2 separate regions of the Homo sapiens genome follow, and region 1 is linked to region 2. Evidence: chromatin loops called from intact Hi-C (ENCODE). Cell type or tissue: endothelial cell of umbilical vein. All regions are shown on one strand. Each heading gives the region's core, and the rest is flanking DNA. Links, peaks and the distances in the headings are about the cores only. Region 1 overlaps ITFG2-AS1 (ITFG2 antisense RNA 1). Region 2 overlaps CACNA1C (calcium voltage-gated channel subunit alpha1 C).

The links. A loop is a pair of places that touch in the nucleus more often than their neighbours do. Peaks named below come from ENCODE experiments on the same cell type or tissue, not always from the same donor. Only the 100,000 strongest peaks of a DNase experiment are listed, where the experiment ranks them.
Region 1: a loop joins it to region 2, with 6 times the contacts of the local background. A loop is called at or near these places in 2 of 110 quality-filtered maps.

What each region holds. Positions count from the first base shown.
Region 1 is chr12:2,748,791-2,757,116 of GRCh38, forward strand. The region is part of intron 3 of ITFG2-AS1 (ITFG2 antisense RNA 1); the gene reads right to left. It also overlaps the pseudogene IQSEC3P1. Among named protein-coding and RNA genes, the nearest start is that of LINC02371, 13 kb to the left of the region's middle. RefSeq lists a silencer at 3,956-4,168 and an enhancer at 4,413-4,913. In endothelial cell of umbilical vein, for the core only: no CTCF peak of the experiment used is centred there; a DNase peak (open chromatin) is centred at 4,021; H3K27me3 peaks cover 495 bases.
Region 2 is chr12:2,636,280-2,644,605 of GRCh38, forward strand. The region is part of intron 30 of CACNA1C (calcium voltage-gated channel subunit alpha1 C); the gene reads left to right. Among named protein-coding and RNA genes, the nearest start is that of CACNA1C-AS2, 32 kb to the right of the region's middle. RefSeq lists an enhancer at 2,266-2,767. In endothelial cell of umbilical vein, for the core only: CTCF peaks have their summits at 4,237 and 5,062 (motif pointing right); DNase peaks (open chromatin) are centred at 4,572 and 5,072; H3K27ac peaks cover 1,903 bases.

The DNA.
Region 1 (8,326 bases), core at 7-8,006, 110 kb after region 2:
GAATCCTTGTGGTCCTGGGCTTTTTTTGATTAGTAGGCTATTAATTACTGCCTCGATTTCAGAACTTGATATTCAGAATTTCAGAAGGAATTAGACTTCTTCCTGGTTTAGTCTTGGGAGGGCGTATGCGTCCAGGAATTTATCCATTTCTTCTAGATTTTCTAGTTTATTTGCATAGAGATTTTTATAGTAATATATGATGGTAGTTTGTATTTCTGTGGGATCACTGGTGATATCCCCTTTATCATTTTTTATTGTGTCTTTTTTATTCTTCTCTCTTTTCTTCTTTATTAGTCTGGCTAGTGATCTATCTATTTTGTTAACCTTTTCAAAAAACCAGCTCCTGGTGGCTGGCAAGATGGCAGAATAGAAACAGCTCCGGTTTGCAGCTCCCAGCGACATCAAGGCAGAAGGCTGGTGATTTCTGCATTTCCAACTGAGGTACCTGGCTCATCTCATTGGGACTGGTTAGACAGTGAGTGCAGCCCACGGACAGCCAGCCAAAGTAGGGTGGGGCATCGCCTCATCCAGGAAGCTCAAGGGGTCAGGGAACTACCTCCCCTAGCCAAGGAAAGCAGTGAGGGACTGTGTCTTGAGGAACAGTGCACTCCAGCCCAGATACTGTGCCTTTCCCACCGTCTTTGCAACCCACAGAGCAGGAGATTCCCTCGGGTGCCTACGCCACCAGGGCCCAGGGTTTGAAGCACAAAACTGGGCAGCTGTTTGGAGAGACATCGAGTTAGCTGCAGGAGTTTTTTTTCTTACCCAAGTGGCACCCAGAACGCAAGCGAGACAGAACCGTTCACTTCCCTGGAAAGGGGGCTGAAGCCAGGGAGCCAAGTGGTCTAGCTTAGCAGATCCCACCTCCATGGAGCCCAGCAGGCTAAGGTCCACTGGCTTGAAATTCTCGTTGCCAGAACAGCAGTCTGAAGTCGACCTGGGATGCTTGAGCTTGGTGGGGGAGGGGTATCCTCTAACCTTTTTTCAGCGTTCTTAGTTTCCTTGCCTCCGCCGCGCTGCAGTGGATTCCACCCAGTTCGAACTTCCCGGAAGCTTTGTTTACACTGTGTAGAACTCTAGAGCTGTGCTTGGAGATCCGCTGCTCTTTTCCGAGCCAGCAGGCAGGAACATTTAAGTCTGCTGAAGCTGTGCCTACAGCCACTCCTCCCCCCAGGTGCTCTGTCCCAGGGAGATGGGAGTTTTATCTATAAGCCCCTGACTGGGGCTGCTGCCTTTCTTTCAAAGATGCCCTGCCCAGAGAGGAAGAATCTAGAGAGGCAGTCCGGCTACAGTGGCTTTGCCACACTGCAGTGAATTCCACCCAATTCGAACTTCCTGGAAGCCCTGTGAGGTGAAAACTGCCTACTCAAGCCTCAGTAATGGCAGATACCCCTCCCCCACCAAGCTCAAGCATCCTAGGTCGACTTCAGACTGCTGTTCTGGCAGTGAGAATTTCAAGCCAGTGGACCTTAGCCTGCTGGTCTCCATGGAGGTGGGATCTGCTAAGCTAGACCACTTGGCTCCCTGGCTTCAGCCCCCTTTCCAGGGAAGTGAACGGTTCTGTCTCGCTTGTGTTCCAGGAGCCACTGGGGTATGAAAAAACACTCCTGCAGCTAACTCGGTGTCTGCCCAAATGGTCACCCAGTTTTGTGCTTGAAAGCCAGGGTACTGGTGGTGTAGGCACCCAAGGGAATCTCCTGGTCGGCAGGTTGTGAAGACTGTGGGAAAGGCATAGTATCTGGGCCGGAGTACACCATTTCTGAAGACACAGTCCCCCACGGCTTCCCTTGGCTAGGGCAGGGAGTTCTCCGGCCTCTTGAGCTTCCCAGGTGAGGTGACGCCTCACCCTGCTTCTGTTCACCCTCCGTTGGCAGCACCCACTGTCTAACCAGTCCCAATGAGATAAGCTGGGTACCTCAGTTGGAAATGCAGAAATCACCTGCCTTCTATGCTGATCTCATTGGGAGCTGCAGACCAGAGCTCTTCTTACTCAGCCATCTTGCCCGCAAATAATTTTTTTTTAATTTTTATTAGAGACAGGTTTTCACCATGCTGGCCAGGCTGGTCTTGAACTCCTGATCTCAGATGATCTGCCTGCCTCAACCTCCCAAACTGCTGGGATTATAGGTGTGAGCCACTGCGCACCTCCAAATGTTCCTTTTTGATGAGACTTGAGCATTGAGGGAAAATTGTTTTTCTGCTTTTGCCAGACAAGTAAACATAACAACAACCAAAACAACAAAAATGTGAGACTGAGGGAAGCGCAAATGGGCCATTGAGGAAGTTGGGGTAGAAAACAGCGTCTTTTGGGGGCCTGAATAGAATGTTGTAGGTCTGCCAAGCCAGATCATGTTAGATCATCACCTCTTCGATTCCATGCTTCTGGTCAACCTACCCTGTGAGCTAACATGCCCTAACCCAACTTCTCTAACTCTACAGCAGATGCAAGAAGAAAATTAGCTTTTATGGAACACAGGAAATCTTCACAAGTATCCCCCAGACTTAAAACACACATGAAACTATATGAAGATGAGATTCCCAGCTCTACTTTCCCCTTCCCAATCCCCTTTAGCATAACCATTGTCAAGGCCAGGTGCTGACCAGGTGTGATTTCCTCCAGCTGTTCTTCCCTTTTGTTCCCCATGACCTGTCTAACCAGAGAAATACAGCTGACATAGCCACAGCCTTCCAGTACAGAGGAGAGTGCATGCCAGCCCCTTTCATGTCTTCTTCCCATATGCCTAGTTCACAGACCTCATGAATGAAGAAAGAGCTTTAGGCCCTAGGTCCTGGGAAGTTAACATTTTTCTCAGGACCCAAGATGAGATTTCAGTGATCAGCAGATAACCAAGAGGAAATCAGGTTTGCAGCTGCTGGCCTTAACAGGAAGATTTAAACAGTCAGGTCATCCAAATACCAACTCCATCCGCCAACTGTCCCCTGTATCATCATTCCCTTTCCATGATGGCCAATGACCTTGCATGGAAATCCTTCTTGAGTTGAAGGAAAAAGCTATAACCAGACCAAGTCCTCAAGCTATACCTGAGTCCTCCATTAGTCTGATGGGATGCTTCCTTGCATGGCTTCAGCTCTGCAGGAATTCAGAAGAAAGGTGCCCCCTCTGGTCAGAGCAGAGAAAGCTTCCCCTAAAGAGCCACTCCTGGCTGTGATGCCCACTGCAACATGTAAAGAGCTACACTTTCTCTTCCCCTGCCTCCAGCTCCCCTGCTTTCCCACATCACTCCTGCTTTTCAGCTATGTCCTCTGCCTCCTGAATTACCCTGTACCCGAGTACCATTCTTCCTGGGCCCCAGCCCTGTTAAAGCCCTTCACATGCCTTTTTCCCAGTCTCCATATTTTCATATCTCACTCTCCATTCAAATACTTTTACTACCCAAACTTCCTTCCAAATTTTTCCTAACTTAAAAAAATCTTTCAGTGGTTCTCTTTTCTTCAGTTTAGTCTTCACTCAAACTTCCTGACAGTCTAGTCCCCTTTAAATCCGCCAGTTCTCAACGTCCCCAGTCGCTTAAAACCCATTTATTTCCTCCTTTGCCCCTACCGATGGTCTGGTTACTCCTTTTTTGCTCCAACATTCTCCAAAACTTTCTCAAGCACAGATATCGTTCCTTCGTCATCCCCAAATCTCCTGTCACGCTTTTGTCCCCAAGCGTCTTCTCACCCCTTCACGCCACATCACCCCGGTCCTTTAGACTCCTGCGCATTCTATTTCCCCGTTTCCTTCTCACACCCACTTTCTTCCCTGGCTCCCACCACAGCAGTGCCCATCTGCTCCTCCCCGCTCACTCAGGTCTCCTGCTCAGGACGCCCTTGCCGAGGGCGCGGGGCATTTGTACTGAAGAAGGGCTGCAGGAGAGTCGGTGACCCCTCCTTCTACTTGTATGTAGCGGCCCCAAGTGTCCCGGGAGCTGGTGGGGCGCTTGGGCTGTATGAGCCCGGCCGCCAGGAGGCTGGGGCTGCGTCAGGAGCTGTCCGTGGTGCTTAAGCGGCGTCTGCTCGGGCGCGGGGTGTGGCGCGGCGGGTGAGCGCTGTCCCTGGTCCTGGAGAGGTTCCTGGCCCCCAGTGGCAACGGTGAGAGCAGTGGCCCAGAAGGCCAGTACCGGGAACGACGATGGCGGGCACAAGGGTGGGCTTGCAGCAGCTGCTGCTGGTGCTCCCACAGGCTGCGGTTCTCCGCGCTCAGCTCATCCAGCCGCCGCTCCTGCTCGTCGATGCGCTGGCGCTGGATGTGGACGAGGCTCTGCTGGTTCTGCACGATGGATGGCCCAGAGCCCTTGAGGTACAGCACGGCGCGCACCGGGTTTTCCAGCAGGCTCTCGATGCCACCCACCGCCGCCTGCGCCCTGCCTGCCCCTGGGCTGGCGCCTGGGAGCGCGAGGGCGCGGGAACCCAGCAGCCCAGCGGTCCTCTCCCACGGGCCCAGCCTCCCTCCCGCCGCCAGCGCCGCGTCACCGCCACCCCGATTGTCACACACTCACCACGGGGAGAGGCCGCGGCCCAGAGCACCCCTTCCTGTCTCTTGGTGTCCAGAGGAGGCTCTGCCTCCCGCTGGGCAGAGAGGAGAGGGAGGAGGCCAGCGAGAGGGAGCCTGTGTCGGGGCGTGGGAGGGAAGCAGGATAACGCAGGCGACCCGAGAAGGAGGGTGAATCTGACTGGCAAGACGGGAAAGTAGGCGAAGGGGAAGAGGTGATACAGGGAAGGTGCGGTGGGGCCGGTAGGAGAAGAGAAGCAGAAAAAAAAGGAAGAGAAGGGGAGAAGCTGGCAGAGAGGAAGAAGAAAAGGGGAAGGTGGGGGCAAAGAAAGAGAGAAATGAGCTGGAGAAGAGGAAGGCGTGGGTCCCTGAAGGGGCGCAAATTCTTTTCCCAGGCCCAGGCCTTCCAGCGGCTGGAATCCATCTAGAGACCCGCTGAGGAGAGCCCACACTCGCCTCTTGCTCGCAGCAATCTATTGTTCTGGGGAATTCCCTGGAACACAAGGATCCTGGAGCTCTAAGCGACCTTAAAGAGCATCTGGTCCTGCTCCTTCCTTCAGCCATGATAAAACTTGGGGTGGGAAGACTGTTCATGCTGGGTTTTCTCTGGGAGTGAGACCTCAGGACGGTTTTGGCTGTTTCTACTAGGAACACAAACTAAATAAACCAGGCCCTCTGTAGCAAGGGCTAATTCTTCCAGAAACTTCTGAATAAATCATTCTATTTGACAAACATTTATGAACTACAGGAGGAAGTGACTCTTAAAGTGAGAAAAGTTTTCCAGAAAGGAAGGGCAGCATGAGCAAAAGCTCAGAGATACTAATCAGCATCAACCAAATCATTCATTTCTATAATAATTTTATGTAAAGTACCTGACAGATGCATATGTGCAAAGTAATGTACTAGGATCTCCACCAGGCATAGATAAGAAATTATTGTTTCTGTAATCTAATTGATTCCAGTATAGTAGAGTAGATATGTCATGCACATGAATCAGTAAAATATAAGTCAAGATCTCTGTAAGAGCTCTTCAAGCCAAGTGCCACAGGGCTTAAGGGAGGGAGAGGCTTCATTTGACTATGATGATCTGATAAGGTTTGATGGAGGTGTTATTCAAGCTGGACCATGAAGAATGAGAAGGATTTCAACAGGTAGAGACAACAGTGGGCCACAGATGGGGAAGATACAGCAGATAGCAGGAAAAGACTAACAAACAGAAACAGAGCAGTATGGTTTAATCTAATTTGGCAGGGAAATTACCCTCTCTTCCCTTTTATAGGAGCAGGGTAGGAAGAAGGCTGGGATGTGGGTGTTAGCATATTTGTTGTTATGCTGTTGCATTCTTTACACAGGTGGCCCATCAGGCTCCTGTTGACCTCCTGCTCTTCCAGGATAGGCATATTTGTGGGTACCATGTGCCCAATGAGCTGGGCCACCCAACCCCTTCTAGTGCCAGACTTGCATGACCTTATAGGAAGTTATTCGTGCTATGAAAATACAATGACTTCTCTGCAGTTCTGATGTGTTTTTATTTTGCTTCTATCCCATGTACCTTCTTAGCAAAATTCCTTTTGTAAAGAATGAATGAAGGAAGCTTATCCACAGCTGAGCCCACGGTTGGGGGAAACAGCACCCTGGAGGATGCTTTGGTAGTGACCAGCATTCCATCTAAAGAATGGAGGTTGGGGGATGGAACTAGGACACACAAAACCTCAAACTCTTTTCTTCTGAACTTTCTTTGCTTGCCTATTTGGTTTGTTGCCCAGGATTGTGTGCTGATAGAGACAAATACTATAAGTGAAACAGCCTGCAGCATAATTATACATGGGGGTTGCTGAAAATGCAAATTTCTGGGCCCTGTATCAGTCCTGCTGTATTGGAATCACTAAGAATGAGGACCAAGAACTTTCATTTTTTAACTTCTTGCTGTTATTTTTTAAAAATCAACTTTACTGACTTACAATTTATATCCAGTAATAGGCACTCATCTTGATTGCACAGTTCAATGAATTTTGACAAATATATACATCTCCGTAGTCACCACTACAATCAAAATTTCCATTATTGCAAAAAGTAACCTCATGCCCCATTGCAGTCAATCCTCCCCTCCTCAGCACCAGTTAACCACTGATCTGCTTTCCATCAATATATGTTATTTGTGCCTCTTATGGAATTTCACATAAATGGAAATCATACAGCATGTACTACTTCATGTCTTTCTTTTTTGCTCAGCATAGTGCTTTTGAGGCTTAATCATTCTGTTATGGGAATCTCTCGTTTGTTCCTTTTATTTTTGAGTCGTATTCACAATAGATATACCATCACTTATGTATTCACCTGTTGATGAACATTTTGGTTGTTTCCAAGTTCTGGTTATTTTTAATAAAGTGGCTGTGATTTTTTTTTTTTTTTTTTGAGCCAAAGTCTTGCTCTGTCACGCTGGATGTACTGCAGTGGTGCGATCTCGGCTCACTGCAACCTCCACATCCCGGGTTCAAGTGTTTCTCTTGCCTCAGCCTCCTGAATAGCTGGGATTACAGGCATGCGCCGCCACACCTGGGTAATTTTTGAATTTTGAGTAGAGATGGGGTTTTGCCAAGTTGGCCAGGCTGGTCTCAAACTCCTGACCTCAAGTGATCCACCTGCCTTGGACTCCCAAAGTGCTGGGATTACAGGTGTGAGCCACCACGCCCAGCCTTGGCTGTGATTATTAATGGACAAGTCTTTGTGTGGACATATTTCATCTGTTTTATCAAGACTAAAATTATAGAACTGAAATTGCTGGATTACATAAAAATATGTATTTAACTGAATAAGACACTGCCAAACTGTTTTCCAAAGTGATGGTACTTTTTTTTTTTTTTTTTTTTGAGACAGGGTCTTGCTCTGTCACCCAAGCTGGAATGCAGTGGCGCGATCTCAGCTCACTGCAACCTCCATCTCCCGGATTCAAGCGATTCTCCTGCCGCAGCCTTCCAAGTGGCAGGGATTACAGAAGCCTGCCACCAAGCCCCGCTAATTTTTGTATTTTTAGTAGAGATGGGATTTCGTCATGTTGGCCAGGCTCGTCTCGAACTCCTGACCTCAGGTTATCCACCTGGCTCCCAAAGTGCTGGAATTTCAGGAGTGAGCCACTGCGCCCGGCCGATGGTACTATTTTTAATTCTTGCCAGCAACATATGACAGGGTCAGGTATTTCAAATCCTTGCTAACATTTGGTATTTTCATCCCTTTTTTATTTAATGCATTTGAGTGGGCAAGTAGTTGCATATGAATATGGTTTTAATAAGTGTTTTCCTGGTGACTAACACCATTGAGTATCTTCACATGTGTTTTATTGTTTACTTGTGTATCTCCTTTGCCCACTGTTTCTATTGAATTGTCTGCCTTCTTATTTTTGAGTTGTAAGATGTGTTAGGACATTCTTGTATTGCTATAAAGAAATACTTGAGATTGGGCAATTTATAAACAAAAGGGGTTTAATTGGCAAGGTTCTGCAACCTGTACAGGAAGCATGGTGCCAGCATCTGCGTGCCTTCTGAAAAGGCCTCACAGAACTTTTACTCATGGCGGAAGGCAAAGCGGGAGTCAGCACATCAAATGGCAAAGGCAGGAGCAAGAGAGAGTGAGGGGGGAGGTGCTACACACATTTCAACAACCAGATCTCACAGGAACTCATCACCATCCTGAAGACAGCACCAAGCCACAAGGGAACCGCCCCCAAGACTCAAACACCCTATCAGGCCCCACCTCCAACACTGGGGATTACAATGCAACATGAAATTTGGGCGGGGCCAAATATTTAAACTATATCATAAGACTTTTTACTACATT
Region 2 (8,326 bases), core at 113-8,112:
TCTGGGGGTCCTATGGGTTCTTCCTACAGTCACCAAGGCCCCATCGCTCAGTCTGCAATTTTCTCCCAAACTATTCATGTCTTTAAAGAAAAAGAAAAAACAACAAAAAAGCATTTTCTAGGATATAAAATTTATACAGAAAAGGGGGCTCTGTTGGGGATAGGGAGGGGGCCTGAACCCGTCCAGCAGCTCCTGACATTGGAATAGTGGTTTTCTATTTACAAGTCACTTTGCATTTATCTGACAACTCTAAACTACCCTTTAAATTTGACAGGTAAGAATTCTCATCCCCAATTTGCTGATGCTAAAGGTGATGATGGAGAGATTAAGTACCTTTCCAGTGCCTCAGAGTCAGCCTAGCCCTCCTGGGGCCAGCTCACTTCCTGCTAGGCCAGAATTCCTGGTTTCTGTACTCCACAGTGCCTTTTGGTAAAGAGAAACCTCACCTGTCCCTCCTGGTGTACTGCCACTAGCCACGACTTACTCAGAACTTACATTCTGTAATTGATATCTTAAATAAGCACAGGGTTTTTTCCACTTTCTAAATAAGCAATAATCAGCCACCCTGAGAGTTCCGCTGCCCCTGTGTCCTCCCATACTGAGATGCTCCGGGCTGAGGCATTTGTGGCTTTGAAGTCCCACTGAAGGATTGTCGGGGGACAGGGTGGCAACTGTGCATGTGACTGACAGCAAGAGGAGGTGTCCTGAGACCCAACACCTATTTCAGAGCCACTTTCTCCCTCTCCCACACAACTGATGGCTTCCGAACCAAAAGAACAAACATAACATCCCCCAAGGCAGGAAGGCGGTTTGGGAGAGGAGAAAGCTGGACTTGAAGTCAGAAAACTGGCAGATTGTTGAGTCTTGCTGCTGCTTCCTGTCAAAGCGTTACCAACATGCCCAGAGACTCTGTTTTTTCATCTGTCAGAGGAATGTGGTATTTACAGCAGTGTGTTTTGAAGCTCAAATAAGAGCATCTATTTAAAAACTCTATATAAACTGGTAAAGCACTGTGGAATGGGAGGAACTGTGGCACCCAGGCAAATGACATTCCTTCCAAAGTTACTGCTGGTGTCACTCGGAGGGCCTAGTCTCCAACCAAGACCTTTTGGTTAGTCTAATTATAACTTACAACCCACAGTCGAAAGCCCTGTTTCCCAGATATGCTTAGACCCATAGAGATGGCCAACAGGTACAACCAGATCAAAGCCAGCACACACACACTTACCACGGCCCATAACTCTGGGCCTTGAGGGGCCTGCTCTGAAAGCACAGTCCGGCTTGACCCTGGGCTCACATCGCAGCCAGTGTGAGGGACAGCAGCTTAATTGAGCAAGGTCGCTCCCTCCCACTAGATTCTGCCTCCAGGGCATTAGCAGCGTATGGGCGGCCCCAGCATTTTCTTCCAATCCCATGGGATCCTTCAGAAAATCCTGCATCCCTGGGCCCTGCTCCGGGCCTTCCCAGGTATTTTTAGTCATCCTCTCATCACAAGACATATATTCCCAGGGATATGGTCTATTTGGAAAGAGTCTACATTGTTAGCCTCAGTGTGATCCATGAGGGCGTTTCACCTGTAACCTGCCATCTTTAACTCCTAAACCCCTCCCCAGATGCCTTATCCACCCTAACTTTCCTCCAAATATTCCCCACATTTAAACTCGTCTCACCTTTTCTCTTTTCCGGGCTATGGGGCCCTCCCTCTCAGGAACCATCATTCATTCAATCCACAGCATTTAGAGTCTCACTTCCTATACGTCAGGCACCGTTTGAGGCACCTGGGATCCATCAGCTGGCAAACCAAAAGCCCCTGCCTTCACAGATTTGCATTGTAGAAGGGAATAATCAGACAATTCACAATGCAATGAGGACAGAAAATAAGGAACTCATACGGTGTGTTAGAAGATGATAGACGTTTTAGGAAAAAAAGTAGTGCCAGATAAGGGGGCTCCAAGGTGCTGGGGAGCAGTGATGGCAGGCATTGGTTTAAATAAGATGGGCTTCCTTAAGGAGGTGACAGTTGAACAAAGCAAAGGCATGAAGGAATTGAGGATTCTCCATGTGGAGATCGGGAGAAGAGGTAGCAGGGCAGGAGGAGCCAACCTGGCTGGTGCGGACTGAGCTGGGAAAGGAGAGGTGAGGGTAGCAGAGGGGTAACTAACAGGTTCCACTTTTGGGCTTTTACTCTGAGCAAGAAGGGGACATACTGGTGGCTTTGAGCAGAGGTGTCACGTGACCCGACTGGTTTTTAAAGAGACCACTCTGGCTGGCTGTAGGAGTCAAGGGTGGAATCTGGAAGATCATTTAGAAGGCAAATGCAGTCATCCAGGTGGAAGATGCATAGCGTGGAGCAAAGTTGTGGCAGTAGAAGCGGTGGAAAATGGCCAGCCCGTCACTCTGTTTTGCAAGCAAAATTAACAGTGTTTCCTGACAGACTGCATGGGGGCAGGAGGAGAATTGCCCAGGAGGACTGGGAGGTTTGGCCTAAATCAGAGGAGGATGGAGCAGGTAGGCAAGGAGGCGGGCTGGAGGCGGGGCCTGTGTGAGTTAGGAAATGCCAGAGCACAGTTTTGACGTATCTGTTAGCCCTTGGAGGGGAGATGTCAGGTGGACACACAGGTCAGAGGCCTGGGGATGGAGTCATTCACAACAAGATGGTACCCAAAGCCCCGGCACTAGAGAAGAAGAAGCGACAAGAGGCAGAGGAGCGGAGAGGCCTGGGCCAGGGCCTCTGGCGCGAGGAGATCGGGACCCGCAAACTTCTGTTCATCTGGGAGATGCCGCTGAACAACTGCCAGGTGTCACAAGAGGACCGTCTTCAGGCCCCCTCGTGCGGTCATGCTGAATTCAGCCTCAGTATCTGAGCCATGGGCCCCGGCCCTTCTCCTGCCAATGCATCACCTGGGTCTAAATCCGAGCTTTTCTTCCTCTGTGAGCCGGGGAGGTAAGAGTGCGATGTCCTGCTGCTCTAGGGAAGCCTCTTGCTCTTCCTCAGTGCTTGGGTCTGAAATCATATTTTCCTGTGATTGTTCGTGAAAGTTACTACAGCACCAGAAACTGCTCCCTAAACATCCCAAACTGGAATTAATTTGACTGCTTGGGCCAACAGCCTTTCCCGACACACTTCTTTTTCATTTTGTATTTTAAAATATACTGAACAATAGAAAGTGCTGGGCAGCCTGAATTCCTGCATTATGGACATAGAGAAACATTCCCAAGTTGTCAATGAAGAAGCCTTGATTATGCTTCCAGCTCTGGTGACTTAGAGCAATGAACTCCATTCTCTGGGCCTCAATTTCCTTGAATGCAAAAGTGAGGAGTGAGAGGTTTAGGATGGTCTCTTGCAACTCTAGCCTGCAGTGATTCTGACTTGGGCATTTTCTGACAGCTGGAGGTGGATGCTTCATTGCCCCCATTGCCTTGCTGGGTTCTGAGGTGGTGTTTCCTGTCATCAGGCGCCCATGGTGTCATGGGGATGCTTCCTCCAGGGAATCATCTGCATAGAGATAATCCCTGAAGCCACAGTGCTGAAGGGCAGCAAGGGAGGACAGGCTCCCTTGGCTTTGGTGGAGCTCACCTGGAGATTCTCCAGAGAAAAGGAGCAGGAGAAAGACCTTCGGGGAGCAGAGCAGGCACAGGGAGGGGAAAGAACACTGGCCCTGGAGCTTCTGGGCACAGCTCTCAGGAGGAATTGCTGGAGGCTTTGCACGATGCACAGGAGTGTCCAGAGCAGGGAAATAAAGCTAAGCGAAGGTGGCACTGGCTGTGAACATGAGAAGAGGACCGACATGAGGATGACCTGATGAGCACGGATCAGGCATCATGCTGAGGACACCATACACATGATCGGATGAAACCCGTGTGCTTACTCTCCACATGAGGAAATCAAGGCTCAGACAGGACGAACATCTGCCCAAGGCCACACGGTGAATGGGAGGCAAATCTTGGATTCAAACTCATTTCTGTCCAAGAATTGGCTCTTGCATTTCACAGTGCCCGCTGGCTAAATCCCTGGGCCAGGCTGGCCTGGGCATCACTGAAGGGCAGGGCCCAGTGGCTCCTGCACTCCTCATTCAGTGCCTCCTGGCAACGGGACTTGGGGCGGAGCTGCCTGACTTGACTTCTCTGTGTCGGTTGATGCTGCGGATGCTGGATCCACAAAGCCTGGGATCCCCCTGGGATGCTCAGACAGAATGCAGGCTACACACCCGGATCCGTGTCTCTGGTTACAGGGAACAGAAGGCAAACGCCAGGAGGCGCAGAGCAGCACCACTCCCTTTGCCCAGTTGGCATCTGCATCTGCAGCTGAAGAAAGAGACTGGGAGGAGGGGGGCCAGAAGGAGCAAGCAGCGACAAGGCAGGGCAGAGAGTGTCCAGGGATCAGCATGTCGGGATACTGGTCCCAAGTCTTCCCCACCTTCAGGCCCTGAAAGCCTTTCTACCTTAGTATCTTTCCACCATAGGCCCCCAGGCACAACTTCCTATAACTGTCACTCACTACTCTCCACAACAATCACAAGCAAGCCGGGCTCCTCTCTGGCTCTGGGTCCTGGAAGGATGGAGGAAAAGCAGTCAGTCCTGAGTCATAGAGAGAGCTACTTGCTGCACGTCCACCCCCTCAGGGGTGAGTCAGCTCAGCCTGCACGACTCCAGCCCTCTCTCTCGGCCTGCAACCCACAGTGCTTGCGTTGGACAGTGGGCCTGGCTGTCTCTGTCTGCCTTTGTGGCTGTAACCACGCCTCCTGCCCCCTGCCATGGCAGAGAAGGGGCCAGAATGGGCACAAGAAAGGCAAGGCTGAGTGCCCCCCACTGCCCATAGCTGTGATGAGGAAGGAGGGTAGAGAGATGTGGTCAGAAAGCAGATTTGTCCAAGGACATTAGGGTGTACACACCTTAGAGACCACCTAGCCCAAACCCTTATTTGTTTATTCCTCAAAGGTACCTTGAGCACCCGCTGTGTGATGTTGCTTGAGGATATACAAATTTTCTAGATGAGGACACAAAAGGCCAGAGGCAGGAAACAGCTTGCTCATTTTCACAGGTTTTTCACAGCAAGCTGACCGGAACTCCCGGTCAGTAGGGGGCTCCAGTGGGTGCTGTTGCCAACCATTGTCTAGATGACATTGGTGGGTGTGGCCTGAGCTGGTTCTAGGACACATAGATTAAATCAAGTTCCGTGGTCTCAGGACAGCTGGGTGGGGCAGAGGTTATCCTTGACATCTCCCTCCAGCCCCCCTTCTCATTGCTGGAGCCTCCTGTTGCCCTCGGAGTCCCTTCCAGCTTCTTCCCACTTTCGGCAACAGCCCCCACCCCCAACAAACCTAATGCTACCAAGATGCCTTGTTTCAAAATGAAGTGATTCCAGCACAGTCATTCATGCTGGGTGGTAGCAACTCAGTGAGCTGCCCTTCTAATAGATCATTGTACCTTGAAGAGAAGGCGATGCTCAACCTGCAGGTGGAATGTTTATTGTATCTCAGGTGAGCCTTTAGCAACGTGACCCCTGAGTGGGGAGATTACTTTTGTGAGGTCCCTCCCCATCCCCCCACAAAGGCTGTTTTCTACTCTGCTTAAGAGTATGGCTGGCCCTTGAGAGAGTTAGCAGAGCCACCCTCATTCCTAGAAGTGGGATGAAGCATCTGACCATCAGCAGTCCCCTGGGAGGAGGCCGAATGCCCCGGATCTCAAGGTCTAGGGCGAGGCTTGTTGTGTGAACTGGTGTGATGTGGGGTTGAGGGGGTGCAGACAGAGAGACGGGCCTGAGAAGTGGCCTGGTGCAGCAAGTCTTCTCAAAAGCTTTTGCCTTGAGAAGTACCCTGCAGGTTTGACCCGAAAGGTCATGGGAACCTGTTTTTTTATAGGCATCCAATTTGGGTTGTTAATTCAGCTGTGTGAGATTGCCGAGGTCCTGATGCGGCTCTGACCCATCCAGGCTCCCCTTGCCCTCTGCCTTCTGCCCCAAACTGTGTCACTTTTTGTTTCCCTCAAATGCTCTTTCCTTTCCTGTTCTCATCTTATCAACCCACATACGGCCCTCTGTTCCCTTCCCCTCCGTGTAAGGGTGGGAGGAAGTTGCCTAGCACACCTTTTGTTGTGGCCAGACAACTGATTGTACCTGGCCAGTGTCTGACACTTCAGTTCCTACAGGCTCAGCAACCTGCTGCTGGGGTTCTTTCCAGAAAGCTCGTAAAGCAAAGGCACCTAGAAGATGCCATGAGCTGGTAGTGAGGAGACACAGGAAGGCTCAAAGATACGTAGGGTGCCTCGAGAAGCATGGCCACTTCTGTTGATGCCCACTTACTCTCATATTTGGTGCTCCCACCCAGGGAATCATCTGTTTGTTTCCTTTTTGAGTCTCTGCCCCGCCCTGCCTCACCCACTCTGTTTCTCTGCCTTTCTTCTCTATCTTGTGACCTCTCCCTCTGGCATAAGGAATTCTTTGATGTAGTTAGTACTACTGGCACCTTGATTTCATTCGTTTATTCTTCATGGGCTTTTTGTTGGTGGAGGTTGGTTGGTTTGTTTGAATGACTAGACGCTGGGCTGTCCTTCCCAGGGGAAGATGAAACTCCCAGGCAATTCTGTGATCAGTCTTGTTTAGTGTGTGTTTCTGGCAGGTAATAACACCTTGGGAGCCATCAGGCTGCACATGATAACAGTGAGACCCTGAGGCTTCAGCCACTTCCAGCCAGCAAACTGGTCACTGCAGCCAGTAGCACAGGGCATAGCTCTCAGCCATCCACAGCTTCACACACAAAGCAGGAAGAGCAAAAGAGGGCCAGGAGCTGCAGCCCCACGCTGGGAGCCCGGCTGCCAGTCCCCTTGGGGCCAAAGACCCCTCGAGGGGAGTTCTGAAGGGGCATTTCAACTCAGTGTCTGTAACTCCAAACACACAAGAAAGGCAAGAAGGGCCCTCTCCTTCTAGCTGGAATTCCACTTTGGAGAAACACAAAAGCCCGTGGGTTTCCGACCTGGGGGTGGTGGCCCGGGACAGAGTCCTTTCCATGGTCCCTGTCCATCTTTAGCTTTATCCTGGTGCGTTCCCTGCCCTTTGTTTGTCTTCTTCTGCTCAGTTCTTCTCCTCCATCACTTCTGTCTCTCCACTCACACCAAACCAAAATGGGAATTCTGCTTAGAATTGCTTTCAACTACGCATACCTCATTCATTTGCTCTTCTGTCTGAAAGCCATGGCCTCTACCCTCAGCTTCTGTCTATCCCAGCTAACGTTTGTTTAACCTTCGCCTCTCTTAGCAAGTACCTGTTCATTCAGCTTTAGAAGGCTTGCAGCTTAAAACATGTTTGCCTTTGGCCTCCTTAAAATGTCTTGCCCCGCTGCCATACCCAGTGGCTCCAAGATTCAGCACCTCCCGACTCCTCCTGAGATGTGCATTTCTCCTGGTGGGAAGGGGAGATAAAAGGATCGTGAGGATCCCCCCACACACACCCTTAACCTACACCTGCTGGCTCCTGGCCATGAAGTTGGCGTCAGATGTCTCCAGCAGCCCCTGACCCCTGCCATTCCCAGCTCTCTCTCTGCACCAGCCTGACCACCTCCTCCCAACCTAGATCACCTCCGAGGTCTCTCCCTCAAAGCCCCACCCCTTGGTCTTCCTCCACACCATGACACCCCCCAACAGAACCAGCTGTTGTGTCTTGCAGGTCAAATTGAGATTGGAGGTAGTACAAGCGGAGAAGCGGAGCATGGGGAGGGGGTACTGGCTGGATGGAGACCTTCAGGTGGCTTGGAATGAAATTTATATCAGATCCACCTCCCTAAGTTCTGGACAAGACATTTTAAAAAATATAGCAAGGGTTCTGTAGCAGGACCACTATTTAGAGACTCACACTCCCATGACATTACTTTTGACATCTGTTTCAGAGGTGCGTGGAATCTTAGTGACACTGAGGTCATAGCATTGTCTCAATGGCAGCCATTGGAATTGGGCAGCCGTTTTCTGTAGGGCTAAGACCAGCCTTCCCTGGAGGAGATCAGAGGTAATCTGCACCTTTCAAAATCAGCCTGCCAAGGAGAATGCAGCCATGGCTTATGCCCCCTTCACAATGCTCTCTGGCCACCTGACCGCAGGAGAGTATTGTGGAGGACAACTGGGTTGGGTATTCCAGCCTAGAGATCTACTGCTCAGCCCCTGAATTTCTATAATTCTTACCCTTGGCTGTGCTTTAAAAAAATAATAATTTTTAAAAAACTTTTTTTCGTATGGTGAAGAGCTATTTTTCAACTACCTTTTAAGTCTCCAGAGAGACCATGTAATGTGGCAACCAGGAAACACATCCTGCGGCCTCCCACACCATCCTGGTGGGAAA